Linked DNA regions of Homo sapiens: region 1 is linked to region 2. A link is an interaction called in ENCODE POLR2A ChIA-PET data of the cell type or tissue named here. Cell type or tissue: MCF 10A. All regions are shown on one strand. Links, peaks and the distances in the headings refer to the core of each region. The heading gives the core; the rest is flanking DNA. Region 1 overlaps BAZ2B (bromodomain adjacent to zinc finger domain 2B). Region 2 overlaps BAZ2B (bromodomain adjacent to zinc finger domain 2B).

What was found. Peaks named below come from ENCODE experiments on the same cell type or tissue, not always from the same donor. Only the 100,000 strongest peaks of a DNase experiment are listed, where the experiment ranks them.
Region 1: POLR2A ChIA-PET joins it to region 2 with 16 read pairs; 14 of 35 experiments call an interaction of 5 or more read pairs at or near these places.

What each region holds. Positions count from the first base shown.
Region 1 is chr2:159,596,921-159,613,834 of GRCh38, reverse strand. The region is part of intron 1 of BAZ2B (bromodomain adjacent to zinc finger domain 2B); the gene reads left to right. Among named protein-coding and RNA genes, the nearest start is that of BAZ2B-AS1, 9.9 kb to the left of the region's middle. RefSeq lists an enhancer at 14,104-14,604. In MCF 10A, for the core only: no CTCF peak of the experiment used is centred there; no DNase peak of the experiment used is centred there.
Region 2 is chr2:159,507,736-159,524,649 of GRCh38, reverse strand. All of the region lies in intron 2 of BAZ2B (bromodomain adjacent to zinc finger domain 2B), which reads left to right. Among named protein-coding and RNA genes, the nearest start is that of BAZ2B-AS1, 99 kb to the left of the region's middle. In MCF 10A, for the core only: no CTCF peak of the experiment used is centred there; a DNase peak (open chromatin) is centred at 8,019.

The DNA.
Region 1 (16,914 bases), core at 6,204-11,203, 89 kb before region 2:
GAGTTGAGTGTCTGCCATTTATGTGAATTGTAGGTAGGTGAAAAATGTTTAAATAGTTAAAAGCACATAGAACAGATGGTTCTAAATTATACATGCAACAAAGGACTAGAAGATTTGGCAGATTATAAATGGCAAGCAACAGAGGATAAGCAGTTTAAGAAAATGGTAGTTAAGTACATTTGATGTCTCACACCTATTGTAAACACTGTACATATTATTGTCACTCTGCTGCATAATCAGTAATTTGGACAACATTAAGACACTCGTATGGTTCAGATAGAAAAAAGTAATTTTTACAAGTATTTGAAACAAGTGGTTGAATTTAAAATTATTTTAAGCCTACGATGATGAAGAGTCTTTTTTTTTTTTTTTTTTAGAAAATCAGATTGTATGCTTTAAAAATACAAAGTTATTTATGAGAACTTAATATTGTGTTCTTATAATGGTTGGAGAGAAACAGGAATGGGTACATATTTTAAAATCCAGATAATAGTAGCTTCACTGTTCTCACATGTTAAACTAGTGCCGAATTGTAGTACCATTTACTCTTACAAACACTAATGAAAAAATACTTCTAAACTCTTCAGTCTTGGAAATGCATTTATTGGAATACTGCTGGCATCATTTATGAAATACTTATTAAATGAAGGAAGGATATATTTTAGTTTTAATTTTTGAGTTTTATACATAACATTATGATACTGATTTTACTTGAATATTGTTTATTTACAATTTTTAGAATAGATGGATTCTTATGCAGGTTTTTTCTTTCTAGAACAGTCTCTGAGTAATTATATTTAGCATTTTCAAAAAATTGGGAATAGCTTAAAGTATTCAACTTGGTAGAAATTTGTTTTTATTTTTTATAAGCCATTCATTTAAAATGCACATAAGACTGTAATGGAAACCTTAGAATTTTAATTCTGTTGCCCTTTCTCCCATTTCTTTGTTTGCATGTTTATTATAGAACTGCAGTGTAAAGGAGCAGATGTTTTGCCAAACATCCTGATGTGTTGCTTTTTCTTATGGGAGTGCATAACTGTTCCTTCTGATGCATCAACTTGACAGCTGGTTGATTTCATGGAGCTGCTAAGAAGCCATTAGTGGTGTCATTGAATTGAAACAGAACAGTCATTCCCAGCTTGAACTGCAATTGTTAATGTCTTTGTTGCTACTTTTGTGTTACTATACAAGATGTAGGATATCACAGTTGCATGAAAGTTCAGGATTTCTGTCTTATCTCCTTGAATTAGTGAAAGTATATTTTGGAACTTGATTACTTTTAGGTTTAAAGGTTTCTCAGAGAAGGGATCTTAAGTTGTAGTTTCTGAGTAGAACTACCAAAAGAAGAGATATGATTTAGCACAAATTAATATGGTGATTTTGACCCTTAAGAGGAATTACGTCATCAAGTTTTAGTGATTATTAATATATTTGATTTCCTGGGGGATTAATTAAGTTACCTAGTTAGGTATTTTAAGAGTTTTTTTGGTTACATAAAATTAAGTATTTTTTACCATGAAGTTTTAAAAATACTGTTGCCTTTTTAATAAATGTTAATCCATTTGGCTGTTTCTTTAAACTTTTGTTCTAGGAAGTAATCACAAAAGAAAAGAAATAATTATTGGGGAAAGAGGCAGTTTTGTATTTAATTTTTCTTTATAATGAGGCTAAAATGTTATTTAAAAATTCATACAAACTATGATCTAAAATAACTTACTAGTAGACATTTAATGATTTTTAAAAAATGAAATTATATTTTTATTGTTATAACTTTTATTGATAGTTTCAGCTATCATACTAAAATGTGTGATACTAAATATGTGATACTAAAATGGTGTCATACTAAATATGTGATACTAAAATGGTGTCATCCCATTGGTGCCTACATATATTCTACTTTTTCTAATTATTTGCATGGTGTTTTTTGGTGGTAGAGGAAATGGGAGGGAGAAAAGAGGAAGAATGAAAAGTGATAATCCCAACACAGAAACATCCATTAAAAAATTCATGTAAATAAGATTTAAGGATATAATATAGTTTATTTATTACTATGTTAAGAGAATTTTTCTAGTCCCAATATTTATTGACTTTTAATTTGTAGGTCTTTAGGTGTATTAGGCATTTAAATAATTCTTCAAAGAGCATAAAATTTGTAACACTTAAAATAATTTGCCATTACAAAAATAAATACTTAAAATATGAAATTGATTAGAATATATAATTTGCTCAAAACTTCCTCTACAATATAAATTTTTAACACTTATGCCATTGATTCCAGAATTATGATTTCCTGAAATCAAAGTTTATAGGGACCCTTTCCTTTTAAATAGGTTGTACATTACTGACTAAAGCTAAGATTTATATTCAGACATTATGCTTTCTCAACCCTTTTTACATAGTAGCCATACAACTCCTTAAAAAGAAAATCATTCTGTTACCTTTGACTATGACTCAATATTTAAGAAATGTATTTACTCATAACATATTTTTGTTGAGGTAGATATTCATATAAATCAAATTAAGGAACATTGAATTGTGTATGAAATGTGAACTTTTTTTTAAAGGACTCCTGATGCTTAGTTTATCTTTAGAGATAATATAGTCTTAATTGTACTACACATAAACATCCTGTAGTTTAAGTAGGAATTTTCAGGCATCAGATTTCTAGAAGGAAGGTAATTCTCAATAGAAAGGTCATTTTAAAAGTTCAAACTTTGATTTACAGTTTTTTCTGTTGACCGTATTAAGTATGAAATTATGGGTAATAAATATATTTAATTCATTTTCAACTGCATATTGAGTTATAAAATATTGGCCACATGTTTATTGAAAACAGGAAAAGTAAATGAATATATATGACTTTTAAATGTATTTTGAGTGCTATTTGATTTGTGGCAGTCATAATAGAGTTTGAAATATAAAATATTTAAAAGTATGGATATTTACAGTTAAACATTGAGTTTTTAACCTTAATAGGGTTTTATAAGAATATGAGGTGAAAATATAGTTTTTATTCCACATACTTAAATTTTTACTATATAAGGTAAGAGTATTTCAATTTGTTTTAAAAGATAACGCTTTAAAAATAGTTTTTATAATTTATAAAATTCAACTTGTACTTTGGCTTTTGAATGCCTTTCATTCAAATAAAAACTATTGCATATTGGGGATAATAATAATGATGGCAACATAGATAAGAACCTTTACTAATTTTGTGTTGTGCACATGTGTGCATGGTATATAAGAAAAAGGAGCATTTGGTTTGAAGATAATTCTTGGATTAGTACTTCAGCTATGTGTAGACATAATTGGGTGTTTTTTCCTGTTTTCTCCTCTTAACACTTTTCCACAAACATGCACTCATTAATCAAAGACGGTGCACTCCTGCTGAGGGCAGAGAGGTTCATCAAATTGGCAGTCAGTTTGGTGTAAAGAACGGTGTACTGAAGCTCTTAACTCGCTAGGACATAAATAAATCTAAGGTCTTTGTATGCAAACCCTAGAGGTTAATACTGTATAATTCAGTGTCCTGTCTTTGTTTTTATGATTGATGTTTTTAAATGTTTCAAGCTTGGTGAAAGTCTTCTAGTAGGTCAGGTCTGACAATCTGATTGGCTGTAGTAAGAAAGCATTAGGTTGTCAGAAGGACTTTGAGTATGCTGCAGAGATTTTGATTTTTTTTCCTATGAGATCATTGTCATATTGCCTGAGCTGTTATAGGAATGTACCAATGATTGACATTGCCTGCTGTGATAATGGACCTAGTGCATGAAATGCCAATAGTTCGGTCCTATTTGTTCAGAAGCTTACTGCTATTTGTATCCTTAACACAGCTAACATGTAGAACAAGCAAAACTACTGGGATTTCTCTGTAGAAATAGTGCTGGGATTTGGCTTTAACATGAATTGGTTGCATATTCATAATTTAAGAACAGCTGGTTACAGCAAGCACATAGTCATTTGCAAGCTATTATAAACCATTCCACTCACATGGAGCCTGTGCTTGGTGATTTTTTTTTTTTTTTATTGATCTACCTGCATTTAAAATCTGGTCACTGCTGCTACAGAAGCTCTTTATTTTAGCTGTGTTTGCAACACAGAACAGGTTCAATTTTAAATATTTAATTTAAACTTAATGCTGAATAAAATGAAGAAGCTTTGAAGGAAACAAGTGTAAAAGGTCATGTCCTACCTGTCACGGCCAGAATCAACCAAACAAACCTAGATTATACAACTATTGTAATTTTTGGAATATGTGTTTTATGATTTTGTCCATAGATCAATAACAGAATTATCCTGGATTTGGAAATATTGCTAATAATATTTTACTAGTTATACATAGTTTTGGGAAACAACATTAACAGTAGATTGTGATTAATTAGTCTAAAACAATGTCATCTAATATGTAGAAAAGTAGTATAATACTTTTAGCTTATGAGTGGTGGTGTAAAGCAAGATAGAAGGGAAAATTGGCATGACTTTATAACTGGATTAGAATAATGCTAATCCTAAAACTATAGAGTTACTCTAGTTTTTTAGAAGAAATCTAATAAGGAGTCTCTTTTGCTTTTTGAGTCACTTCTGGAGTATTAAGCACAGGTATGCTCTTACAGTATTTAGGTGGTATTGGTAAGTTAGGCCAGCTATAATAGTTTCCTGCATGTTGTCAGTAATAACTGTAAGGAAAGAGGAGAACACCTTTGTGTCTCAAGCTTTTAGTGAGAAGGGTGGGAGGAGAAAATGTTAAATGCTATTTCAGCTCTCCTTTTAGGAATCACAGGGAGCTGTGCTTTGATTTGTGTATATTAAAATAAGTGAATACCTGAGTGATTTACAATGATGCGTTTCCACACATGGTGTTAGGCTCACATGTGCATGTATGTGTTTGTCCCCACACTAGATGATGAAGTAGCTCTCAGCACTTCAAGGTTGAGTACCAGTCCTAAGAGTGCATTTTACTCTTTCTTGGCTTCAGAAATGGCTGGATAGGTTTGTAATATAACAGAATATATGGCCAAATTTAATCCAGCTGATAGTAGGCTGTACTTTTTTTTAAACAACAAATCCAAAGGTTATTAAAGGATGATGCATTGTGTTTTAGTTTTGAGTTGCATAGGATCATAACTATAATTAGTTAACTTTCCATTATTTGAGATTATATCAGGCATTTTGTAAATTATTTTATGTCTTCTTCACTCCCTTTTGACTATTGTCCTTTCATTTATTTCTCTGCTCTTTAGCATCTCATCACAGAATAAAGGAAGGAAAATTCAAACAAATCTGGTTTTCCCTGCCTTCCCCACTTCTTGATGAAGAGGGGTTCTTAGTTTTTGACTAAAATGCAGGTTTGGGATTTTATTTGTCTGCCTTTTCTGGTTCTCATTACATAATTATATTTAGAAAAGAAGAAGGGTGAGTTAATGGACTGGATTTTTATTTTTACTTTTTATTTTTTTGGAGACAGGGTCTCACTCTGTTGTCCAGGCTGGAGTGCAGTGGCACGATCCCAGTTTACTGCAGCTTCAACCTCCTGAGCTCAAGGGATCCCCACCGCCTCAGTCCGCCAAGTAGCTGGGACTACAGGCTTACGCTGCCATGCCTGGCTAATTTTTGTATTTTTGTAGAGACGGGGTTTTAGCATGTTTCCCAGGTTACTCTTGAACTCCTGGACTCAAACAATCTGCGCACCTTGGCCTCTCAAAGTGCTGGGATTACAGGCATGAGCCACCACGCCTGGCCTGACTGAATTTTTCTATACTGTATTAGTAACCCAGCAAAACAGAAAATTTAGACGTTGTTTGAAAAAGTAAAGTGACTCAGTGACATCCACCACAGAATTGCACATATTTGATACATTTGTATTATTCTAGTATTAATAATAGGAAAAGGAGGAGGCATCTACCTTCATTCTTTAAGCTTTTATTGAATGCTATCTCCAAGCATGCTCTGGGAGAGCTATGGATAACAATTTATGGAAGTTCATAGTAGGAGAGAGATGGCTTCTCATTGGAATAATTAGAAAAGGCCCTTCGGTTTAGGTAGCATTGAACTAGATCAAGAACAATTAAATTTTGAATATTCACAGATCAGGAAGAAAAGATCCAAGAAAAGAAGGACTGCATAAGCCTATTATAGAACAAATATAGAGCTAGAGCTCTATATTAGAGCCAATCCATTTGACATCTGGGATGGTTCTGCCTTTTCAAGGTCACCCCAACCCATACCTCTTCCACTAGAAGGAAAAGAAAATGTCATGGGATCCTTCCTTTCAAAATTGACTGCTTGGCTTTTTCTGGAGAAGATGGGTTAATCAGTTTCAATCCTCCATTTCAGTGATAGGCTTATTTGTGAAGGCCGGGTTAAAACTGACAAAACTACCCTTTCTGGTTAGAGGTATTCAAATCTTCTGTTTTGAGATTAACCAGAACCCCTCCCTTTTCCTTGGTTCTTTTCCTATGCTTTTGTGAACAGTTTTTCTGGAAATCTAATGCATGATCCCCCCTGCTAAGAACATTGAGTAGAGAGCAGAGGGTGATATATGTGTATCCCTTTTCTCCATGATGATGGCTCTGGCTCAAAAAACACTTTTACTTCTTTTAGTTCCTTCGGATGAATGCAGAAGACAAGCAGACTGCTGGACTGCCAGTAACGGGCATATCCATAAGGACAAAAAGGAGGGCCAGGCGTGGTGGCTCATGCCTGTAATCCCAGCACTTTGGGAGGCCGAGACAGGCAGATCACTTGAGGCCAGGAGTTTGAGACCAGCCTGGTCAACATGGTGAAACCCTGTCTCTACTAAAAATATAAAAATTATTTTTTTTGAGGCGGAGGTTGCAGTGAGCTGAGATAGTACCACTGCACTCCAGCTTGGGTGACAGAGTGAGACTCCGTCTCAAAAAAAAAAAAAAATAGAAATCCCACTAAAAAAGAGTATGAAAAAGGAAAGATTTAAAAAATTTTCAAAACACAAATGTATGAAAGATCTTTTACATAATGTCTTGGCCAAGGACAATAAATTTTAGTAGTTAGTCTTTTCCTAACTTCATTATTACTACATCATAATAATAATGAAATTTATTATTATTGCATATTAAATGTTTTATTTGCAGTATTGTGATGAACATTTACTTGCAAGAGATTTGTCATAAGAAAACCTTAAAACTTTTATGTAACCATTTTTTATCTTGTACAAGGATAAGTTTTGAGGTAAATTAAAGATGGAAAACAGTGGAAATAAAAAGTTATCTAGTGTCTAAGTTTAGTTCAAAGCCATGCTTACTATCTTTTCTGGTTTCTATGATGACATGGTTGTTGAAACATGCTTCTGATCTTTGGGTAATGTATTACTGTTAACATAAACCATTGTGATGACATAGGAAGCACCAAAACCTATCTTCAACATTTGAAAAAATCAGGAGCCGTGTATAAGTCACAAAATGACCTTTTCTTCGTTTCTGGGTTGTTAGTGCAGCATGCTGAGAAAAACAGGCTCTGCAAGGCAACATTAACTGACAGAGTTGTGGGTCAAATCTCTTTATTTTAAAAGAGGGGTTACTTTGGAGCCAAAGTTAAGTGTTCTTAGGGTTTGGGCAGAAACAACAAAAAAGGAGACAATTTTAAATAAGGTTTCTAAATGCAGTCAGAGTGGAGCATTGTTATGTAATCAAGTCCTTTTGGAACATATCAAGATTTTGTCCATAGTAGTGTAAGTATTTTAGCATTAAATTTCTGTGCCTTGTCATTAATATTTTCTGCAGCTTGTTGGGTAAATAACTCTTATCTGTAATCATGCCTTGGGGATTTGAAGTAAAAGTTGAAGGGTTAGGGAAGGGCAGTGTGAATAGTAAACACTTGGTCCAGGAAGAGAACATGTAATAACTTTAGACAGTTAGATAAAAGCTCTCTTTGCCCTTCCCGCTGCAGGAAGCCTGTTTGTAGGTACACTTGCCAAAACTCACAAAAGAGAAGAATTGTTTTAAAGAACGTGAAAATGTTTTTGTACTGTGTGTGAAATGGGAAGGTAGGAATAAGGCATGCCTGGGAAGAAAAGCTAAATTGAATGTGACCAGAAGTTTACTGTTTTTAAATTTTTATTATTATTAATTTTTTAGAGACAGGGTCTTGCTCTGTTGCCCAGACTGGACTGAACTGGGCACAAGAGATCCTCCCATCTTAGCCTCCTGAGTAGCTGGGACTACAGGCATGCACCACTGGGCCCAGCTGTTTTTTTTTTATAATGAAGTGTTCTGTGACGTAGTACCTTGAATTTGACCTTTTGCATTTTAATATGAGCCACCTTTTGTGAAATAGATTATTTTTGCAAATATTTTATTTGTTCCAAGTAGCATTTAATATACTGCAGGTACCAACTAAATTAATTACATGTACATGGGTAAAAATACATGTTTATTTCTATATTTATAATCTCAGCACTTTAAAAGTGAGCTAAAAATAATCCTACAGCTACCCATGGAAATAAATAAAAATCACTTATCAAGCCAGGTGCAGTGCCTCACACCTGTAATCCCAGCACTTTGGGAGGCCCAAAATGGGAGGATCACTTGAGGCTAGGAGTTCAAGATCAGCCTGGTCAACATAGCAAGATCTTGGTCTCTACACAAAATTTAAAAAAAAAAATCAGCTGGGTGTGGTGGCATGCACCCGTAGGCCTGGCTACTTGGGAGGCTGAAGTGGAAGGATTGCTCGAACCCAGGAGCTCAAGGCTGCAATGAGCTATTATTGCACTCCAGCCTGTGTAACAGAGTGAGATCCTGTCTCTGTCTCTCTCTCTTTCTCTCTCCTGTGCATGCACACACTCCAGCCTGGGTAACAGAGTGTGATCCTGGCTCTCTCTCTCTCCTAGCGCGCGCACACACGCGCACACACACACACACACACAAAATATATTAACTTTTCAGTTCTTTAGATTTAACAATAATTTTCCTACTTTTAAGCTGAAAAATGCCCTCCTCACCAAACTTTTTATAGTTATTTCTCATATTTTTAATTTTTTGACATTTAATGATTCTGCATTCCTTTCTGCTAGTAAAACTGTCCTTTTATGCCTATGTTAAGGCCCAACTTCCCATCAACATTTATCTATACCATATTTTCATGTGATATTGTATTCTCTAAAATTTCTATTATAAGGAATGTTGAGCTAGATAACTAAAGGTCAATTTTTTAAAGCATTGTCATGTTTTGGTTGTAATTTTGTTTCAACCTCTTGTGACAGGAATCTTTTGAAAAAATACTAATTTTATTAAATATATTGAGAGTATTCAAACTATGCTTCTTTGATAAGGCAGGCTTATCATACTGGTAAGTAATTCTATTACATTTTAGATGCCTAAATTAAAACTATTTGAGTATCAAAATATTGTACTCTACAAATATGTACAATTATTATGTGTCAATTAAAAATAGCTGGGCATGATGATTCACACCTGTAATCCCAGCTACTCGAGAGGCTGAGGTGGGAACATCGCTGGAGGCCAGGAGTGTGAGACCAGCCAGAGCAACATAGTAAGACTCCTACCTCTAAAAATAAAATAAAATATAAAATACATGTATAAGAAAGGGAAAAAAACTATTTGAGAATATAACTTGGAATTAAAAAAAATAAATTCCCATATCATATTTGTGTCATTTGCCTGTTTATGTTAAAAGGGTATATGCAGCTGTACAACTTGCCAGTTACTTATTCCTTCTTACAGTTAATCATATTCATTGTCCTTTGACTTTTCTTTAAAATTAAAAATGTATTTCTTCACTATAAAATATTAATAAAAGTTTTTAAAAATACAGAAAAGCATTGATAAAAATTTCAAATGTTCAAAATTCTATTATTCACAGGCTACTATATGCATTATTAGTTTGTTTTATGTTGAAATGAAATATTTACTGAAATGAAGGTGTTCATTAATGAAACAGCAGGTTAGTGTCATGAACCTATTCCTGCAAAAGATGAAAATGACAGGAGTGGCCATAGAGTGAAATGTGTCTGTGGTATTACCTAAGAAAGAACTAAAATAATCCACTGGATTAAGTGACAAGGACATTAGTGACCTTGGCATTAATAGTTTCAGTGGAGTGGTTTGGATTAAAGCTATAGAAATGGAAACATGTTTAAATAGTTTTGGGGTTTTGTTTTTTTTTTTGTAAGGAGGAGGAAAAGAAATTTGGTAGTTTCTGGGAAGGAAATATAGGAAGATGATTTTTTTTTAACAGGGTGAATGAAGATACAGGGGCAGAGGATATAATTCAGAGATTCTGTAAGAAATGGGAAGAAATGGGTTCCAGATCCATGTTAGACTGATAATCACGAACTAGAACGAGGGATACTCTTTCATTGTAACTAGAGGGAAAGAAAAAATGTGGGAATGCATAGTGGTGAAATTGGAGCTTGAGGAAAGAAATTTCAGAGAGTCCTAGTTCCAAATATTAGCATTTCTTCTAACAGAAATGCCTCCTTACGGCATTTTAAATAAAACAAGTTTTAATTTCCATTTTTAAAATGTATGTATTTTTACGAAGTAGCTGTTATGTAGTTTTTGCATTCTCCGTTGTTTATTAGCTCTTAATTATTTGGATTATATCATGAGCATTTTCTCTTGTCATTAAGTATTTTAAAAGACTGCATAATTTATCCAATCTTAGGGCATTTAAGTTTTTTGTTTTTGTTTTTGTTTTTTTGAGACGGAGTCTCGCTCTGTTGCCTAGGCTGGAGTGCAGTGGTGCGATCTCGGCTCATTGCAACCTCCGCCTGCTGGTTTCGAGCAATTCCCCTGCCTCAGCCTCCCAAGTAGCTGGGACTAGTGGCACATGCCACCATGCCCGGCTAATTTTTGTATTTTTATTAGACATTGGGTTTCACTATATTGACCTGGCTGGTCTTGAACTCCCGGCCTGAAGCAGTCCACCCTCCTCAGCCTTCCAAAGTGTTGGGATTATAGGTGTGAGCCACAATGCCTAGCCTCACTTTATGTTATTATATGATGGGATGAAATATCATCAAACATCCCTCAGCTTTTTTTATTCTAAGTTATTTCTGTAGGATTCATTTTTAGAGCTTGAATTGCTGGGTCAAAGAATATGAATATTTTATGGTATTCTGGAAAATATTAACTGGTTTGTATATGTGGCAAAGAGAGCCTTGATTTGTAGTGTCTTTTGCTTGTGTAAAAACTGCCACCATGGCCTGTTTCAATCCTACAACTTAATGCTATTGAACAAAGTTGAGAAATGTAGTTGTACAATCATTGTATAGTATTTTCATCATAACCATACTATAGATGTAAATAACTTCCTACAGCATAAATAATAAAATGCAAAATAATTAGGAAGTAATGTTTTGAGTGTTTATTACCCTATTATAATTTATTGACTGTAAGTTTATATAATTTAATTAATAATGATTGTTTTTAACAACTAGATTTCAAGAATTCCCAAGAATTATCAGTTGACTCTTGTGAGCCACTATGAGCAAGCTCTAGCATACCAATGCTAGGTTATCTATTTTAGTTCTCCTTTTCCTCCTTTCCTCTTCCTGTTTCTTACTCCCATTTCTGATATGTATGGTGGAATTTTTTTACCCCTAGACTGTTGTTTCCAATATAGCGAGAAATATGGGTATAGAAGACCAGTGTATCATTTTTTTCATTTATGGCTCCTAGGTTTATCTTGCTTTAAACTGAAATCTTTATGCATGGTGGAGTCTAAGTGAAAGAAGTGAAGTTTAGATTCCCAACTTATTTTTCTTCCAGAAGACTCCAGTTTTCCCCAAAACATCCTACCGACTGTTGATTGAATTACTCTTATTGTTTTTAATAATTTTTCAGTTGATTTTCTAGGGTTTTCTAGATATATAATCATATACAAACAAAGATAATTTTGCCACCTTTAGTATTTGTAACTTTATTGTATAAAGAATGAAATTAAGCTGACTACTATTTGCAATGTATTGGTAACATTGGGCACTCTTTTCCTGACTTTGGAAATGATTCTAGTACTTAAACTTTTTTTATGATATTACCTTTTGGTTTGTTATATGTATTTTTAAAGATCATGTTAAGCAAGCATGCATCTATTTCTATCTTTTTTTTTATTTTGAGACAGAGTTTCGCTCCTGTCGCCCAGGCTGGAGTACAATGGCACAATCTCGGCTCACTGCAACCTCTGCCTCCCAGGTTCAAGTGATTCTCCTGCCTCAGCCTCCCGAGTAGCTGGAATTACAGGCACCTGCCATCACACCTGCCTAATTTTTGTATTTTTAGTAGAGGCGGGGTTTCTGCATGTTGGCCAGGCTGGTCTTGAACTCCTGAACTTGTGATCCACCTGCCTCGGCCTCCCGAAGTGCTGGGATTACAGGCGTGAGCCACCGCACCCAGCCTTTTTTTTTTTTCTTTTGAGACAGGGTATCACTCTGTCACCCATTCTGGAGTGCAGTGGCACAATCTAGGCTCACTGCAGCCTTGACCTCCCAGGTGCAAGTGATTCTTTAGACTTTTTAAAAATCGGGAAAGGAAGTTGAATTTTATTAAATGCTTGGGAAACTGGTAATGCTTGTTTACCTCAGTGTTGTTGAAGGGGTTTTTTTGGTTCCTTGTTTTATGATTTGTGCTACAGGTATAGATGTTGATCATTTTAAATATTTGGAATAAGAGGCAAGAAGAGCTAGGCAACAGGAAGTATAGTTTACATATATTTTTTCCTAGAACTTTTTCTCTGAGTCTCTTGAGATCTTTGCTGTTGTTCTATATGTGAGGGTGGAACTTCGATTTTAGCAGTTTCCCTGCTTTAGGGAGAACTTGGCACACCTGAAGATGTGAGTGGGAGGAGGGAGAGAATGACTCTCTGTAATCCTGTGGATTATGAGTTTTGTGTGATGAGTCAGAGCTTTTGTCTGCTTAGTCAGATTTGATCCTCACCTTCAAAGCTGTCTCCTCAACTCTAATGAAAGGTTGAGAAAAATAAAAACGATGAGGCCAAAAAAGTAGCTCGATTATTTTCTGCTCTGCAAACATGTGTCCCAAGATCTGTGATTCCCCCCACTTCTTTTTATAGGCCCCCCATGATTCTAAACGGCAACTATGAAAGTTATGGGTTAGGACATTTCTGAATATTCTCTTACTTACTAAATTGTGAACCTTGCCCTCTTAGGGCATATGCATATAGAATCAGTCTTATTAAAAGAGTACTGGTATTTTCCCTGGTTCCCACACTAATTTTGGTCCTTTTTGTCCTGTTTGGTGGATTTCGGGACAAGATCATGTGAATGTATGTTATTCAGATTTTAAAGGCTCTTTTCACATATCCACAAAAATCCCCCTCAGAAGAATTAGTATCATTTTGTATACTCTTGCAATTGGAAGTTGAGAATATTTTTTCGTTTTTTTTTAACAGTGGGAATATTATTATTTTAATTTGTATATTCTTGATTTTTATGGATAATCATATATTCCTAAATTTGTTAGGGAATTATATTTGTTTCTGAATTGTTTGGCAGGAATGGTTCTGGTAAGATTTTGTAGCAATGTGATCATACAATAATTATCTTAAAGATTTTTCCTGATCACCCCCAAAAGGCCGGTCTCATGAGGTATGGCTTATTTACATAGGTGTGCAAAAATATTAACTACACAGGCTTCCTTGAGTTAACTTGTGCGTATCCTTGAGCCTATGCACTATGTACAACTACTAAAGCTACAAAATTAACTTTTGAACTTTTTCTAAGGAATCTGAGCTAGGACATTTAAAAATTACTGATATTTCCTCTCCTCAGGCTAGAAAGCAAGCCTGGGACATTCTACGAGATTTTACCTACTATAGTACCCCCAATTATCCCTCAGATTTCTTTCTTTCTTTCTTTTTCTTTTCTTTTTTTTTTTTTTTTTTGAGAAGGAGTCTCGCTCTGTCGCCCAGGCTGGAGTGCAGTGGCGCGATCTGAGCTCACTGCAAACTCCACCTCACGGGTTCACGCCATTCTCCTGCCTCAGCCTCCCGAGTAGCTGGGACTACAGGCTTCCGCTACCACGCCCGGCTAATTTTTTGTATTTTTAGTAGAGATGGGGTTTCACCGTGTTAGCCAGGATGGCCTCGATCTCCTAACCTTGTGATCCGCCTGCCTCAGCCTCACAAACTGCTGGGATTACAGGCGTGAGCCACCATGCCAGGCCCCAGATTTCTTTTTTTCTTTTTTCTTTTTTTTTTTTGAGACAGAGTTTCCCTCTTGTTGCCCAGGCTGGAGTGCAGTGGCACAATGTCGGCCCACAGCAACCTCCACCTCCCAGGTTCAAGCGATTCTCCTGTCTCAGCCTCCTGAGTAGCTGGGATCACAGGCATGCACCACCACACCTGGCTAAATTTGTCTTTTTAGTAGAGACGGGGTTTCTCCATGTTGGTCAGGCTGGTCTCAAACTCCCAGCCTCAGGTAATCCGCCTGCCTCAGCCTTCCAAAGTGCTGGGATTACAGGCTTGAGCCACCGCGCTCGGCAGTCCCTCAGATTTCTTAAGTTTGTGTGGCCTGCCAGAAAGTGATCTTCCTTATCACCTAAAAGGCTGAGTCCCTGTAAGACAGGGACCAGGCTAGTTTTCCAGGGAGGGCTCGTAAAGTCAACATTAGTTCCTTAAAAGTAACTTGTACCTGTTTAAGTAAGCATCGTTCTCAAATATGACACTCTAGGTAAAACGTCAGTTGCTCAATAAGTTGAGTAGCTGGGATTACAGGCGTGTGCCCCCAAGCCCAGGTAATTTTTGTATTTTTAGTAGAGATGGGGTTTTGCCATGTTGGCCAGGCTGGTCCTCAAGTGATCCTCCCTCCCTGGCCTCCCAAAGTGCTAGAATTACAGGCATGAGCCACCACACCCAGTTAACAGCTATATTTTATGTATGTATGTATGTATGTATTTATGAGACAGAGTTTCACTCTTGCCACCACACCCAGTTAACAGCTATATTTTATTTATTTATTTACTTATTTTTGTGACAGAGTCTCACTCTTGTCTCCCTGGCTGGAATGCAGTGGCTCAATCTTGGCACACTGCAACCTCTGCCTCCCGGGTTCAAGCAACTCCTTCAGCCTCCCAAGTAGCTGGGATTACAGGTGCCTGGCTAATTTTTGTATTTTTAGTAGAGACAGGGCTTCACCATGTTGGCCAGGCTGGTCTGTTTGGCCGGGCTGGTCTCAAACTCCTGACCTTGTAATCTACCCACCTGGGCTTCCCAAAGTGTTGGGATTACAGGTGTGAGCCACCACACCCGTCTGTAATTATTTCTTGAGTTTTTGATCAGTATTTCCCCCAAGAGTGAAATTATAATGGACAGTAAAGACATTGACACATTCCCAGGGATTTCTCATAAAACATAAGTTTTCTGAAATATTTGTACTAATAATGTGTTATCTATATAATCTTAACCTAGGAAAAGCTAAATATCTCTTTTGATTTGACACTGTTCCCATGCAATTCTTATGAGAGTAACATATCAAGTAAACCCAATTCTTTCCAGCAGCTCTTTTTTTATGAGGTGAAAGAATAAGTCAGCCAGGCGTAGTGGCTCACGCCTGTAGTCCTAGCACTTTGGGAGGCTGAGGTGGGTGGATCACAAGATCAGGAGTTCAAGACCAGCCTGGCCAATATGGTGAAACCCTGTCTCTACTAAAAATACAAAAATGAGCTGGGCGTGGTGGCAGGCGCCTATAGTACTAGCTACTCGGGAGGCTGAGGCAGGAGAATCGCTTGAGCCCGGGAGGCAGAGATTGCAGTGAGCAGAGATCGTGCCACTGCATCCAGCCTAGGTGACAGAGCGAGACTCCGTCTCAGAAAAAAAAAAAAAAAGAATACGTCTATGTGGTCTTATTGAGGCACTCTGGGAAATCTGAAAGATAGTTTAGTGTATTTAGTGTATTGTGAAAGTTTTATTTTTCTGTATTTAGGATCTGATTGGGGGAATGCAAATAGAGAGTTGTTAGGATATTTGGGGTTTGATTGAGATAGAGTCGTGGCTGCCTGAGAAACAAGCTTTGGTTACTTATTTAATCAAAGTAACAATAAACATACACATAGAAGGGAAAACCTGGCTGGAGGAGGTGGCTCACTCCTGTAATCCCATCACTTTGGGAGGCCAAGGCGGGCAGATCACCTGAGGGTGTGGTGGCACATGCCTGAAATCCCAGCTACTTGGGATGCTGAGGCAGGAGAATCGCTTGAACCTAGAAGGCGAAGGTCGCAGTGAGCTGACATCGCGTCACTGCACTCCAGCCTGGGCAACGGAGCAAGACTCCACCAAAAAAAAATTTTAAAAAGTAAGACCTTACCTGTTTCATACCTGAGGAGGAAGCTATTCATTTTTGTTTCTTTAGATGATCAAGGACATAATGAACTCAACATAAGCACAGAAAGTTATTCTGTTAGGATACAGAATTTCTGCTATTTAGTCACTTTACACAGAAGGTATAGAATAGCCTTTCACATTGAAGATGAAGGAATTAACTAGTATTCTAAGGAAGCAAGTCCATCAATGTTGAGTGAAATTTTCTAAACTTTAAAATGTTTCGAACATTTTAAATACTCAAATTTGCAAGAAAAAAACAATCCCATCAAAAAGTGGGCTAAGGACATGAGTAGACAATTCTCAAAAGAAGATATACAAGTGGCCAACAAACATGAAAAAATGCTCAACATCACTATTGATCAGGGAAATGCAAATCAAAACCACAATGCAATACCACCTTACTTATGCAAGAATGGCCATAATCAAAAAGCCAAAAAATAATAGATGTTGGCATGGATGCGGTGAACAGTGAACACTTCTACACTGTTGGTAGGAATGTAAACTAGTACAACCACTATGGAAAACAGTGTGGAGATTCCTTAAAGATCTAAAAGTAGAACAACCATTTGATCCAGCAGT
Region 2 (16,914 bases), core at 6,120-11,119:
TTGTGATTAGTGTAACAACTTTTCCACTTGTTTTTAGACTCTTAAGTAATCCCCTTTTCTCAGGTCAGAGTGTCCCCTGCAGAACCATGTGAATTGGTTCTATTGAAATATCTTGGCAGCTGCTAGGTACCTCCTCTACCCCAAAAAGCAGCTCTTTATTTTCTGCTATTCTGGGTTTGTTTGTTGTTTTGTTTTTGAGATGGGGTTGCGCTCTGTTGCCCAGGCTCGAGTGTAGTGACATGATCACAGCTCACTGCAGCCTTGACTTCCCGGCTCAAGCGATCCTCCCACCTTAGCCTGCTGAGTAGCTGCGACAACAGGCGCGCACCACCATGCCTGGCTAATTTTATTTTATTTATTTTTTTAATACCTGGCTAATTTTTTAAAATTTTTGTAGAGATGGGGTCTTGCTGTGTTGCCCAGGCTGGTCACAAACTCCTGGCGTCAATGTATCCTCCCACGTTGGTCTCCCAAGAGTTGGGATTACAGGTGTGAGCCTGTAATCTCAGTGTGAGCACATACTGGGCTTCTTCACATATTTTATTTGAAGAAAGGCCTCCTCTGCTGAATCAATTTAAAATTTTGCTGAGTGTAAATTCTTGTTTTTTATATGTATTTTTTTCCAATAGTTTATAGAAACATATTATTTCTGCCCTCTTATTCCTCATATTACCACAAATTTTAAATCAGTAGTCCATATGAATGAGACTTAGATGAATAAGCAAAAGATAGGCCGTGGACTTTGGGCACAACAAATAAATTATTCCCTGAGTATTCTGTCTCTTAATATGGATTTTTTGAGGGGTTGTTATTATATCAGAAATTATTGAAATTGGTGTATAAATTGTTAGGTACTAGATCAGGGCTTCCTAAACTTTAATGTACAGAATATTCTGAGTAAGTCTAGTCTGGGGCCTGAGTTTCTGCATTTCTGTTTCTTTTTCTTTTTTTTGAGACGGAGTCTCACTCTGTCACCCAGGCTGGGGTGCAGTGTCACAGTTCACTGCAACCTCTGCCTCCCGGGTTCAACCAGTTCTTCCACCTCAGCCTCCCGAGCAGCTGGGACTACAGGCATGCGCCACCATGCCCGGCTAATTTTTGTACTTTTAGTAGAGACAGGGTTTCACTATGTTGGCCAGGCTGGTCTCGAACTCCTGATCTTGTGATCCGCCCGCCTCGACCTCCCAAAGTGCTGGGATTACAAGCGTGAGCCACTGCGCCCAGCCTTGTTTCTTTTGTTTTTTTTTAGAGACAGGGTCTTGCTCTGTCACCCAGGCTAGAGTGCAGTGGCACAGTCATAGCTCACTGTAACTTCGAACTCCTGGGCTGAAGTGATCTTCCCACCTGAATGTCCTGAGTTGCTAAGACTACAGGTACGTGCCAACACACCTGGCTAATTTTTAATATTTTTTGTAGAGACCAGGTCTCACTATTACCCAGGCTGGCCTAGAACTCCTGGCCTCAAGTGATTCTCCCATCTCAGCCTCCTGAGTAGCTGGGACTACAGGCACATGCCACCACATCTGGCTAATTATTTTATTTTTTTGTAGAGATGGGGTCTCGTTGTGTTGCCTGGGCTAGTGTTGAACTCCTGGCCTCAAGTGATCCTCCTGCCTTGGCTTCCCAAAAATGTTGGGATCACAGGTGTGAGCCACCATACCTGGCCAAGATTCTGCATTTTTAACAAATAATTTCCATGTTGCTGGTCTGTGGACTATACTTGGAGTAGCAATGAGCTAGATGACTTTCCAAACCCTATCACCATGTTTTAGGATTTTTTTTTTGTACTAGTAAAAGTAGGCTTTTGGTATTGCACAGATACTCGTTTAAAGCGTCTGTTTCTCTACAGTCTAATGTATATTTTGACATTTTAATAGAAATTTTTGGATTTTTAAAGGAAAATCTCTTGTGTTTAGATTGATTGATCGTTCTGTGGTTGTGTGGTTTGTAGCTTCAAGTCATTCTTCAAAGTTTTAAAAATAGCCTTGACAATTATTAGACGTCAGTGACAACTTTCAGAGTTTACATTTAATAAGGAACGTCTAATTGTTTACTTATTTCTAACAGAATTGTAGTTGATACTGCCTTTGGTTATTTTTGCAGGGTATTGTTTGAGGTTAGACATTAACGTAGTATAAAATATAACAGGAAACTTAATCTTCTGTTTGACTCTGGATGTTTTAGTTGGTATAAGTACTGCTTTTTGTTGTTGTTGTTGTTAAAGCTGTTATTATTATGAATTAGTAGCAATTGTATGCCAGAGATTAGCCTGTTAATTTTATCTGTAGCACAGGTGAATTGAAAACCTAATTTGTGTAAATGGATAACCAATAGCACAGATAGCTCTTTAGTTAAATATCCTATACTCAAAAGGATATAAATTGATTCTGGGGGTACATTAATACTTATTTTTTCTTTAAGATACATCACATTAAATATTTTCATAGTCTTGTGCTTTTATTGAAGATTGTAACTAAATCATAAATCTTTAAGAAAATTCCCAGTATTACTTATTTTTGAAAATATTAATTGGTAATCAACATTTGCAGACCAGGATAGTAAAACATTTTGAGGGAAAAGTATTATTTTAAAAACTTGAGAATAATTTTCATTTTAATGATTATATTAGCCCTACATTATTTCATTTAATAATTATCAGTAGTCAAAATTGTCGAGGAAATTATATTATTACAAAAGTGACTTTAAAATGTATTTATTATTTTCTTATTTCTTATTAAATAAGTAAGCACTCGCCTTGCAATTAAAGTTTTCACATAGAATTTATGTGAAATATTGATAAAAAATTTTTTGGACCTGAGATCCAACAATTCTCTATAGAAATAAACCTCCTTTGTTTCTTCTGGTAGCATCCATTGATTTCTTTTTTCTGAAGGTACACTAATAGTGCTGATAGAAGCAGAACAATTGGAATTTACATTGAAAATAAATGTGATGAATAAAAAGCAATACATTGTAATATAGAGTTGATTTTGCTTCACCCATAAGTTCTAAAATCTAAAGGACAAAAATACTGAAAAGGTCGAGAAAAAAATGAAAGTAAGAACAAACGATTCAAAAAGAAAATGACACTGAGGTCTTGGTTTAATACATATGTATTTCAGGTTGATGGTTGATTTCATTAGCAAATCTCATTGTTATGCAATGTCTGTTCTTCTGCAGAAAAATGAATATTGTATTCTCACAGCCTCTGTGTGTATCTATTATGTTGCAATAAATGAAAATATACACATCTGTATCTGTCTTTGGCTTACTCTTTCCATTTTGTTTTTAAGGAAAAGAAAGAAAATTGAATAATATTCTTTTGTTGTTAAATTTGTTCAAAAGCCATTTCAATTTATATTATGGAAATGTTTCCTACTTTTGTTCTTTGAAGTAAACAATTATAAGATGGTTAATAATGTAACCATGATAATTATCCTATAACTTTTTTAATGAACAGAATGAATCTTGATTGATTTAAGTTGATAATATGAGATACTTCAGTGTATGTTTTCTAACATATTTTTAAATATTAGGAGTGGTTTTCCTTATTGCAGGAAATTATGGTAAGGGAGTGTATATATTATGCCAAATCTAAAGACTACTACCTTTTACAATAGCAGAATTATATATTGAGATTACTAAGGTTTGAATTTTTATAAAATAGGAAGTTCAGAAATAAATTTTAATGGCTACACATTGGAAGAATTCTTTGAATGGTAATAAAGTAATAAGCTTCATAAATTTTATGTTATGAGTTCAAATACGAATCAAACTGTATTGGATGAAAATTGTCATTTAATCTTCGTCATTTTGAGGTTTGACACTAGCTTACAAAATAGATTTGGTTTTTGGTAGTGTTCTCAAAAGTTGTCTCACAATTGAAATTATTTTGACAAGCTTGAAAACAGAAAAGCCCAAGGTTTGATTAAATATGGGTTGATTGTATACCATGCAGAAATCACCTGTATGGTAAAAATTTGCCTTCTGGTTCAATTGATGCAATCATAATAAATATCCTAGTTATGTTGAACAAACATGAGCTGTTATAAATATATACAGCAGTTTATTAATGCATTATAGTAAGTTTATTTGTATTTAGAGTATTTGCTACATGTTGAGCATTTTGTTATTCATGGTGGGTAATATAAAAGAAGGAATTTCAAGATCTAATAAGGAGAATCCCCAAATAATTATATAGTAATATATAGCTAAATTATGTAGAGAAAGCTTTTATGGGCCCTTCAAGTAGAGTCTGAGAGAGAGCCATCCTGAAAGTGATGAGACCTAAACTGATAATGAGGTAGGAGAAGAGATATGAAACAACATAAGCATAATCTGGGAGGCAGGAGGACATAAATTTAGGATCTTTGGGAGGCAGAGAGCAGACCAACCCAGTAGTAAGGAAGATATGATTTGCTACAACCTATTTACCTGACATGAAAACCAGAATGCATCATTGTTACATTTTATTAGTGTTCAGGCTGGATATTATACCATGGTAGCATGTCGTTTGACATCACTGGTAGATCTTGTTTTTTCTTGTATAATAAAATAAGAGATAGGACATTTCCTTTGTATCAGTTTTGCTGTCTTTCCTCTGCACCAGTAACAAAAAGTAAATGTTCTAAAAGTATGCAAATATGAATCTAAATTGATGCAAACTGAATGTGAAGACAGAGTCACATTTATCTACTACGGTTAGAAATACCAAACTGGGGAGGATTAAACATCATCATAGATTGGACTCCCAGCTGTTGTAATGGGCAGGATCATAGAAGGAAGATCACCAACGAAAAGAGGAACTCATTTCAGTTAAAAAGAAAGGTCCCTTGGCCAGTCTCAGCTACTGGGGAGGCTGAGGCAGGAGAATGGCGTGAACCCGGGAGGCGGAGCTTGCAGTGAGCCGAGATCGCACCGCCGCACTGCAGCCTGGGCGACAGAGCAAGACTCTGTCTCAAAAAAAAAAAAAAAAAAAAGAAGAAAGGTCCCTTATAATTGTCTGGACCTACCTACCAATGTTTTATCTTTTGCCTGATCTGGAACCCTGGTTATCTCATTTTATGTGATCTTATGCTCTCATCTAGCATAAGAACCTGACTTTAGAAAATAGAATATGAGGCCGGGCGCGGTGGCTCACGCCTGTAATCCCAGCACTTTGGGAGGCCGAGGCGGGTGGATCATGAGGTCAGGAGATCGAGACCATCCTGGCTAACAAGGTGAAACCCCGTCTCTACTAAAAAATACAAAAAATTAGCCGGGCGCGGTGGCGGGCGCCTGTAGTCCCAGCTACTCGGGAGGCTGAGGCAGGAGAATGGCGTGAACCCGGGAAGCGGAGCTTGCAGTGAGCCGAGATTGCGCCACTGCAGTCCGCAGTCCGGCCTGGGCGACAGAGCGAGACTCCGTCTCAAAAAAAAAAAAAAAAAAAAAAAAAAAAAAGAAAATAGAATATGAAGTTGGAATTTGAAAATGGAATTTAACATAAGATTCTGGAAATTGTTAGTGTATGTTTAAAGATCCAGATAAGAATTGCACACTTCCTAGCAAGATGGCTTATTTTGGGGAATCTTTCCTTATGTTATCACTCTGGCTTGCACTGAGGAAATGTTAAAAGAAACTTTTATGTGAAATTTGTTATTTTAATTGCTGTAAAGATTCTATTGAGAAAACTGTTGTATGCTCCAGTGTTGCATTTTTGAAAATTATTTTTAAAACTTCTCTCAATTCTAAGTCCTAGAGAATGCTTTGGAGCTTGTTTGTAAATTACATCTTACAGAGAATGAGAATTTTGTAATTTGATCTTGTTTCCCACTTTGATTGCTAAGGAGCTGAACCACCCACATCATAGACTTGTGCAAGACCTTACGATAGGTGTTTCTTTGTTCCAGCTTTACCTTGTGTTTTCATCTTTCTCATGTCCTCTTATTTTCCCTTTTATTCATATTAGTTTTAAAGACGGCATTCTGTTCTTCTACTCATAGTTTTGTAAGTCATCTTAAATTATGTTGGAATAAGATGGGATATAAATAATTATGTAACACCTATTTATTGTAGCAGAAGGCAAGCAAGCAAAAAGTAGGAAACTTTCTTCCTCCTCTTGTCTCTCCCTCTGCCTTCCCACCTCATTTTGCACATAGTTCTTAATATGGACGACTGAGCTCTGTGGTTTCTTGGACTTTCCAGAGTACAGGGGAATTCACTCTGAAGCTTTTTGTCTGTATAGCACTACCAGGTCCAGTTAAAGAATGCCTCAGAGGATAAGTAGGGCTGAAATATACCCAAGAGAAGGAAAAGATATATTTTTCTCATTTGTCAGCTCTGAGGGCAAGTCTTTTTCCAACTGGTTTTTGTTCCTTACCTTTTAACTGAATTGTAAACTCATAATATCAAAAGTTACTGCCTCTTGATAAAAACCACCTTCAGTGAAACCAAATATCAAATTTATTTGCTGTACCTCTTTATGTTTTCATTTCATCGTGCTCTAAATTTGACACATTATAGGAAACTAAGATGGTCATAAATCATTGAAACAATTGAAATAATAATTTTCTGATTTAAAATTTTGTTTTGTTTTGGTGTATGAATTACATACTCAAAGCTACTTATGTGGTAGGAATTACATCTCAAATTTTCTATAAAGGAAATAAGAACTGTGTTTTGCATTCCATGTGACTACTATGGTTTTTAAATTATTTAATGTTAACGTGACCAAGAAATTCAGCTGGAAATGTTAACTTCGTAGTTGTAGTTTTTTGAAAACTTGCTATTTCATGTGTCATTGTAGTAAAGGTGGTGATTAGTGATGTTAGCAACTTGCATTAATGTGGCTCAATACCGAATACATACTCCTTGAAATGACATATTACGTATATGTAATGAGACCTGTTCTGAGATTCTATACCCTTGGCACAGTCTTCTCTCCTGGGTGTTCTTTTTGTTATTTGTTATCATTCTGTTTTGTTCTATTTCAGTGCATTATAACTTTATTTTGCAAAATGAATAAATACAAACCTAATTTAAGTAGTATAATTTTAATATCTTAACATGATTATATTGTTGTAACGGGCTCTTAAGAGCTTTTTGCATTAAAATTAAATCTTACTTGTTCTAAATAGTTAGGATATTGATGCATGGCCTTAGTAAATATAGAATTTTAAAGATAAATGCAAATTTTATGAATTTACAGAATTATCTAGATTTTTTTAAGTAGTAAATTAGTTTATCATTTTGATGGAGTTGGGTTTTTTGTTTGTTTGATACCCATGGCTAATTTAAATCTTCCCTCATCAAACTACACTAAAAATTTCAGAGAGTGAAAAAACAGCAATTTGGGGGGAAAAAAAAAACTATGGACAAAGAAACTTAGTTTTCAAGCTAACAATGTTTTTAAAAAATGCTCACAGGTTAAATATTTTGTTTTGTTTTCTTTTTGATATATGAGTTTAAAATGATGTAGAGAAAAGTTTCAAATTATGTAAACTTTCTGATCATAGGAATTTTTTTTTCAAAGACTGCCACATAAATTATAAAGCAGTCTTATTTTGCAGGAAGTTGTCCAAATAAAAAAATAGACATGCTTTGACCACAAAACAATTAATTTTGGTCTTTTATTATAACTCAGAAATTTATTTTGTGTACTTTGTTGTAGCAGCTGAAATTTAAAGACTTTTCTTTATTTTTGGCAGGTTTTTGAGCAGTTATTCTTATTTGTTAGCATTGCTTTGTTTTTATAGTTTATCTGCCAGAAGTGATTTTTGAAACCTGCTTTTAAACAGTGCCAGTTTTCAAGCATTCCTATCATGTGAGTTTATGTGAGGAGTAAACCCTTCTTTAAAAAGGAAGAAAGACCTCTTCTCTTTATTGTCTGTTTGACATTAATAAAATTAAGAAAAGAACGATTACTTGAGACATCAACCTTACCTGGCTTAGTTTTATCACGTGAGCATTCACGTTTGCTGGTGATCTAAGTGCTCCACCTGCCTTTCAGTTTGTTTACCAGGAAATCAAGATGTGTAAACTGCAGGAAGTACTATTTGACCCTCTCCGACAGTATCTCATTACAATAATTGCTAATCTCTGAATAAGACAGCCATGTTTTGTGAGTAACTGAGAGAGAGAGAGGTTGTGTTAGGTAGATTTTAGGTGTTTCAACAAATAGAGCATTGTAAATGCTTACTTGGATTATGTTTTCATGATAGCTTTTGATAAAAGACATATGCTGACCCTTGGGGTCAGCAAAGCTAGGACACAATAGTAGGTATTCTTTCATGCCTTTTAACTGAAAAATATCACGGCTTGTTGTTTTGGAGTGCTGTCACTGCTCTGAATCGAAAGGATAATGGCTACTTCCTGATTAAACCCACTCTCCACAGTAAGCTGTTAATGTTATACTCTATGTCTTTTTCTCCTGTAAATGCAAGGGTATTTGGTGTTTTCTTTACTTTTTAACATTGTTTTTTCATAGATAGATCTCTTATAAATATATCCTGAAGTTAAAGTTTACAATTAGAGTAGAAACTACTGTTTAAGTTTGGAGGATTTTTTAAAATGAAAAAGTATTTCTGTTTGGTATCTTAAATCCAACCAGCTCATACACATACTGTAGGTTTTGGTTAAAGAAATTAGCTTTATTAAATAAAGACATTGAAATGATAAATGATATTAAGCTGCCACTTTCTTGCCACTCTAAACAAAATTTTAAAAATAACTTATGTAGTAAAAAGATTATTTTTTTCAGAGACTTTGGATAAACTCTAATTTTATCTTGATTTAGTAAGTTTCATAATTCTATTTACATATTCTCAAAATATCTCAATTTTAATTATGAAATTAACTTATTCTTAAATTAGCAAAGAGATCCTTATGATATAAAAACAATGTTAAGTATTCAGAATATAAGAAGGGAATAATGAGCTTCTTAGTTTTAATCCTAAATCTGGCCGTCACTCCATCTGTGGTCTTGGGACAATCATTTAAACTGCTTACCTCAGTTGTCTTGTCTACTGTCTGTGTGAGTGCTTAAGTAAAATGTGTATGTTTGTTTATTTCTGTATAGTGTTACAAACTACAAAGGAAATGAATTTCACAAGTATTTTATAAAATGGAGAACTGACTCTGCACATAGGAAAACATTTGCAGTAACAATAGACAGATAAATAAAATTTATGGCTTTAAAAGAAACACCATTACATTGGCTTTTTAATTTGGAACAGAACTCTTAGTTTTGCTCAATCTTTAATATAATATTACCAAAGGAATATAAATAGGAATATACATGTTGTTGGATACACGACTGAAATGGGAAGTAGAAAGCTTAAAGGTGATTTAGTAAAGAGTGACAAATATACTTAAAATTATTTAACTTTTTCTCAAAAGTCTTATTTCTGGAAGTAAAATTGTTCAGAGTAGAGGGAAGAATGTATGTATATATGTATTATGGACATATAAGTGCAGGTGATCTATGTAGTAAGATGTTTAATTTTTAAACTGTAGTATTAGGTATGTTGATTATATAAAAAGAAAACATAAGATTATGAAAAATCAAAAGTAGTTACTGAAGAATGTTATAGAACCTAACATCTAGGAATGTTAAAAAATGGGATAATGTAAATAGACTCCTTCTTTTGTTGAAAGAATTAAGGTAGTTTCTTTCACATAATGCTTATCAGGGTTATTTTAGGTAACTCAGTAATTTTTGATATAAATTACTGGCATATTCTGAGGAGATTCTAAAGGTTAAGTTTGTGAGTATTCTAGCTTAGTCAAGTTATCAAAGTAAAAGTTATAATAGTGCCTCTATTTTAATTTATAATAAGTAATTTATGTCATTTATTGAATACTTACTATATGCAAACCTCTGGGCTAATTCTTTTGTCATTTACTATTCATGATAATCACATGAGGTGGAGGTACCATTATTACTTCCATTTTTATCAATGAGAAAGTAATTGTAGAGAATTTAAATAATTTGATTAAGGTCCTTAGCCAGTAAATACCAGAGCCAGACTGAAAACACTAACACAATTCAGAATCCAGAACAGTCTCCAGTGTCATACCCTTAACCATTGTGTTTATATTTTGGAGATAGTAAAGGTGCTTACACACTTGATTTGGATGGTTTTATTTTTTTCATTAATTTATCAAATATTATGGAATGCCTAAGTATCAGGCACTTTAAGGAATTACAGGCAATAGCATTATAAAGCAGTACAAAATCCCTTGTCTCAAGGAGCCTGCAGTCTAGTGGAAGAGGCAGAAAATTAATAGGCTGTTAACAGTACAATGTGATAACTGATAAAATATAGGTCAGTACAGAATGCTAAAGGTGACGCAAAGGAGAGATATCCAATGTATTGTTTTATTTCCGTATTTAATTTGCATATTTGTGTGGTGTTCTAGGTACATGGGAAATATCAGCAAATGAAACTTTCAAAGGTCTCTGCTTTTGTGGCACATGTAGTAGGAGTGGAGATTAATAATAATAAATAAACTGCATAGCATTTTAGAAGATGACAAATGTTATGAAGTAAAGAAAAAGGAGCAGGATGTGAAGGTTAGGTGATGATGGGATTCAGGGGCTGAGGAAGGATTCACAAAAAAGATGATGTTGAGGAAAGATTAAGGAAGTTAGCTATGTGGATACCTTTGGAAAGTCTTCCAGGCAGAGGGCATGAGGCAGGAGCATGACTGGTTTGCTCAGGGAAATGAATGGTTGTCATTGTGAGTACGGGTATGGAGAGAGAGAGTAAGAGGAGGTATTGTCAAAGGAAATGAGTGAGTGGGTTATTCATGTAGGGCCTCAGTGGGGACTTTGAGGAGCCACTCCAGGGCTTTCAGTATTTTTAAAAAGGATCACTCCAGCTGCTATGTTTAGAATAGACTATATGTAAGGAGTCATGGACCACCAGTTAGAAGGTTCTTAGAGTAATCTAAATGAGAGAAGGTAGTGGCCTAGTAGCAGTTAAATTCTGGATGTTTTTGAGGTACAACCAAAAAGATTTCTGGATGGGCTGGATGTGAGATACAAGGAAAGAGGAGAAAAGATGATTTTAAGGGTTTTGGCAGCTGGAAGGATGGTGTTGCCATCACCTGTGACATAGGGAAGAATTTCAGGTGGAGAAGGTGTGGGATGAGGATGAAGAATCAGGACTTTGACTTTGGATGTGGTAGACCAAAATGTTCATTAGATATGCAAGTGGAGATGTGAGAAGGCTTTACAGAGTGGGTACAACCCAAATTGAGACTGAAGAATGAATTGGACTTACTTAGTCAAACAGGTAGTTTATAGTGAAATTTGAGAGCATTTGCTACATACTTGAATGAATCTTGGCATTATCTACTTTACATATTTACTAATGAAAGTAACAGCTAAACATCTAATAAGTAAAAACATTTAAAAAGTAACAAAAATATTTCAAAGAACAAAATTATTCTGGGTAGTCAAGTTTTAAGAGTATTTCATTGACTGCTGTTTTCATGAATTGTACTATCTGCTTTTACATATGTTGATTCTCACTTTAGTACTGTCATGTAAATAGTATTTCTGCTTTACATTTGGAGAAACTGAGTATGAGGGAGATTAATATTCCCTAAGGTCATTGATAGATTAGGTGATAGGCCTGGATTCAAATCCAGGTCTTTAGATTCCATTGATCATGCTCCTTATTTTAAAAATGTATGATGTTAAAATTAAAAATTTTTTAGACTTCTGTTTGAGGTCACAAGGAGTTGTCTTTTTTAAATGTTAGTTATCATTCTGTAGTGTAACACAGTCATACCCTTGGGACATAAGGCTTTTAGATTCTTGATCAAGGAGTCAAACCATTTGTTGTTGTTCTTTGAATAACTACAGAGCTTTCAGTATAGTTACCTATTAGAGACACTCCCTCTACTCCTGGTTCCCATCCCTGTGTATAGTGCTTAATAAGTGCTTAGAAAATTACAGCTGCTATTATCATCATCTTTTTGTTTGTACTATACTGTGACCTTGGGAATGAACCCAAGCTTGTTGGAATCATGTGTAAATTATAAAACTTCAAAGATTAAGGGCACAAAGACATTCTAAATAATGAAGAATGAGTTTTAATCCACACATTTTATCAGCTTAGAGACCGTCTTTATTTCTTTTCCTTTTTTGGCTGTTTTTTAGGCAAGTGAATTTGCTAAATAGCTATGTTTCTTACTGGAAAACCAGTAATCTCTAAGATGCCGCTGGGTATTTTCATTGTAAAAGTGAACGTAAGTGGTTCAACTTCAGTAGGGAATAAAAATATGGTTTTTCTTTGAAACATACTTACTTTTGAGGTGACAATGCCATATTTTAAAAACTTAAACCTTTTGCCTTCTGGATCGAAATAGAAGTTATTTCATGTGAATTAATACTGTTTACATTTATGATGTTTTTAAAGATACTTAAGAGCAAGTCATTCAGACAAACTGCAAGAAAGAAATATTTTTACAAAGCCATGTCAAACATACAGAAATACCAGTTTTTTTAAAAACCTGGTGTAGATTAAAATAGGATATGAGTCTGAATGATCATTTTAAGTATATACTGAGGGAATAGGTAGAAACTTTACATTGTCTATATATTTCTGTTCTATAAATACATGACTTTACACCAAGTCTGCTGTTTTGATACATTTCTCAAAATTTTATGCTATTTTTTCAAAGGAACAAAAAAGATGTATTCATTCTTCCTATACCTTTCTCTGAAGTTTTCCTTTTATTTTATTATCATGACTTAAAGACTTCTTTAGGTATAACTTATTTTATGGTCACTGTAATCATTAAACAGATTATTTAAGTAAACAAAAATGTTGTTTGACCCCTACAACATTCTTTATTTTAACTAAGTTATCTATGTAATTTCATATTTTAATTAATTCCACTTATGATTAAAATTATATTTCCTGAGCATTTCTACTTAGTCATAAAAATAGTAGTGTATGTGTTAAATGTTTGTGTATCACTTAGTTTTAAAATTTGTTTTATTTGGACAATGTCTTTGATTCAGTTGGGGAAAAAGAAATGACTGGTTGATCAGAAAAAAATTTCTGTTCAAAGTATTTTATTATTGCCTATTTTTAAATAATTATACTGAACTAAATCTGTTACATCCTTTATAAATTGCAATGTCCAGAGAGGCTGGGCGCGACACCTCACGCCTGTAGTGCCAGCACTTTGGGTGGCCAAGGCAGGTGGATCACCTAAGTTCAGGAGTTTGAGACCAGCCTTGCCAACATGATGAAACCCCATCTCTACTAAAAATACAAAAAAATTAGCCGGGTGTGGTGTTGGGTGCCTGTAATCCCAGCTACTTGGGAGGCTGAGTCAGGAGAATCACTTGAACCCAGGAGGCAGAGGTTGCAGTGAGCTGAGATCACGCCATTGCACTCCAGCCTGGGTGACAAGAGCAAAACTCCATCTCAAAAAAGAAAGAAAGAAAGAAATGTCCAGAGAATGAGTATTCTGATTAATTTTTTCTGGAATAGTTTGTCTTAACATTATTAAAATTTGATGTATTTGTGCAAGTATAAAATTGAATATTTTTTGATGATTTGAAGACATAGAGGGCTACTGGGTCCTGATTTGACAATCTGCGCTATTACTAATCTAGTTTGGTAAATAAAGTATAAACAAATATTAAATGAGTCTTGATTTGATAATTTGAGCAACCAGTCTAGTTTTATAAGCAAAGTGTAATCAAATATTAAATGTGTTACAGTAATTAAAAAAACCAGAGATGTCAAAAGGAGCATAAGATTAATTGCTTAATGAGTGATATGTAAGTAAAATATTATGAGTTGACAGTAAGAGAGCGGTCATTGGAATGACCAGGAAAGCTCCTTTAAGGAAAAGGAACTAGAACAGTATCTTCAAGCACTGAAGAAGGACTTCAAACATTAATTTTTACAAATAGCTTTTTTGAGATATAATTCACATACCATACAGTTCACCCATTTAAAGTATATAGTTTAATGGATTTTGGTATATTACATTTTTTTTACATTGCAGTAAAATATCTATAACATAAAATTTGTCATTTTAACCATTTTTATCTACACAATCCAGTGGTCTTAATTACATTCACAGCGCTGTACAACCATCATTAGTGTATTTCCAAAATTTTTTCATCATCCCAAACAGAAACTCTGTAACCATTAAGTAATAATAACTCCTGGTCAGATGCAGTGGCTCATGCCTGAATCCCAGCACTTTGGAAGGCTGAGACGGGGTCTCAAGGATCACTTGAGACCAGGAGTTCAAGGCCAGCCTGGGCAATGTAGTGAGACCTTTGCTCTACAAAAATAAAATAAAATAGCTGGGCATGGTGGCACACGCCTGTGGTCCCAGCTACTCAGGCCTCGAACACAGGAGGTTGAGGCTGCAGTAAACTGTGATCGCACCACTGCACTCCAGCCTGGGTGACAGAGTGAGACCCTGTCTCAAAAAAAATTTAAAAATAAAAAAAAGCAGTAACTTCCCATTTCCCTCACCATCCCCCATCTCCTAGTAACCTCTAATCTACTTTCCATCTCTGCAAATTTTCCTCTTCTACATATTTTTCATAAGTGGAATCATACAATATTTGTCCTTTTTTGGGTTGGGCTTATCTCACTTTAGAGTTTTCAGGGTTCATCTATGTTATAGCATGTAGCACAACTTCATTTCCTTTTATAGTTCCATTTTATAGATATATGTATATGTGTACATATATACATACAAATGTACATTTATACATACACACTAGTATGTATAAATGTACATATATACACAGTTGCTCATATATACATGTACATATATACATATATTTGTGTATACATATCCATATATTTGTACATATATACAAATGTACATATATACATATGTTTGTACATATATGCAAATACATATTAAATATGTATATATGTATATCACATTTGTTTATTCATTCATCTTTTGAGGGATATAGGTGTACAAGTATGTTTTCAAGTCCCTGTTTTCAATTCATGTAGTAATTTTACATTAACTTTTTGGAGGAACCACAAAACTGTTTCCAGATAGCTGAATCAAGCATTGATTTTATTCTGTTACACTGTATAGTGAATGTAAAAGATTAGGCTGAATGAATACTGGCTTCAGCACATACAGGGTATTTTTCTTAAAAGAGAGGAAAAAAGCCATATGTGTTATGTGTGAAAACATATGTATGTGTAAATAGCCACCTCTTAAAGTGAACTTTTAAAAAATAATTAAGCCTTCTGGTTGTATGTAACCCCAGTTTTGTAATATTTTCTAGAAGTGGTCGTTGAGTTTGAATTTCTTAGTCCCTAGGAACAATGTTATAAAAGGATGTTTCCACAAGTAATTAGAATTAAAAGTGTATTTCTGCCCATTTTTAAGATATCTATTAGTTGCCTTTTTTGCATTATAATATAAAATCACTGAATTATATCTGACTGGAAAGTGTTTCCAATATATTCTTTTTAGTCAATTTATTTTCTTTGATATATGTTAATATTTTATATTTTATAAGTGAGAGAGAGGACTATAATGATTTCATTCAGCATTTTTGAGATCACTCTTACAAGTATAAATTCTGGAATTCAATATGGATTAGGAGAACAATGTTTACCTATCTTTTCATAGATCAGTGAGGGACCACTAAGCCAAAAGGCAGGGATTATTTCACTGGCTTGATAAGGTTATAAGAGTGAGGAAATGGGGAGCAATATTAAAACAGGGAAACTTTGACCTAATTACAAGTTTCCCTAAGAGGGATATATAATATCACAAACCCACAAACAGTAATGAATTACCACTTGTGGATTCAATAAGGAAATAAATGGTAATAACAGATATAATGGGTCATCCTGATGACAATATTATTTAGGACATCGGAGAGTAATTTCTGGAAATAAAAGGAAAACTAATTGGAAGTTTTCTTTAAATTTCTGGTCAGGGGGTATACATGAGAGTATGTAATGCATAGGGAGATTGAAATAGCCAGCAATTTTGAAGAAACTGACATGGATAGCTCATGGAATTTTTTTTTTTATTTTTGGCAAACCTCTGAGGCAATTTGCCTTAATATGAATTTGAATCTTAAGTAGGAACTGGGAATGAGATTATAGGGTGTTTAAATCATTAACAAAAGTTAGACTTGGAGAAATCTTTTGGGAAATAAGTTTCCACTTGGTTAAAAGCAAAATTTCAATAATCTATAGAGCATATAATTGTAACAAACTAAATACTCTGAATAACTTACCGAATACAAATTCAGTAATTAGATAAGTAGTTTAAATGTTGTTAGTTTGACTTTGCTGATCTGGCAAGAAAGTAAGAAGTCACTGTGACTAAAAATTAAGTGAAATAGAAAATTTAAAGAGGATAAGAAAATGTCAAAGCCAACTTCCATTTCAAGGAACCTGCTGAACTTGTGATGGAAGTTCTATTTATGAGGCTGTATAATAGCCCATATTTGAAATCAGATAGATAGGCCAGGCGTTGTGGCTCACATCTGTGATCACAACACTTTGGGAGGCCAAGGCGGGTAGATTGCTTGAGGCCAGGAGTTCGAGACCAGCCTGGCCAACATGACGAAACCCCATCTCTGCTAAAAATACAAAAATTAGCTGGGCATGGTGGCGCATGACTGTAATCCCAGCTAATCGGGAAACTGAGGCACAAGAATCACTTGAACCGGGAGGTGGAGGTTGTGGCAAGCTGAGATCATGCCACTTGCACTCCAGCCTGGGCGACAGAGGGAGACTCTAAATAAATAAATAAGTAACTTACGTAGTGCTGTTATTTTTATTTCAAAACGTCTCTACCTCCATTTTGAAACAACATGATCTCTTTTGAACCTCCGTTTTTAAAACGTTTAAGTTCCTTCTTTTTAAAAGTAATCATACCTTTAGTATAACTCTTACC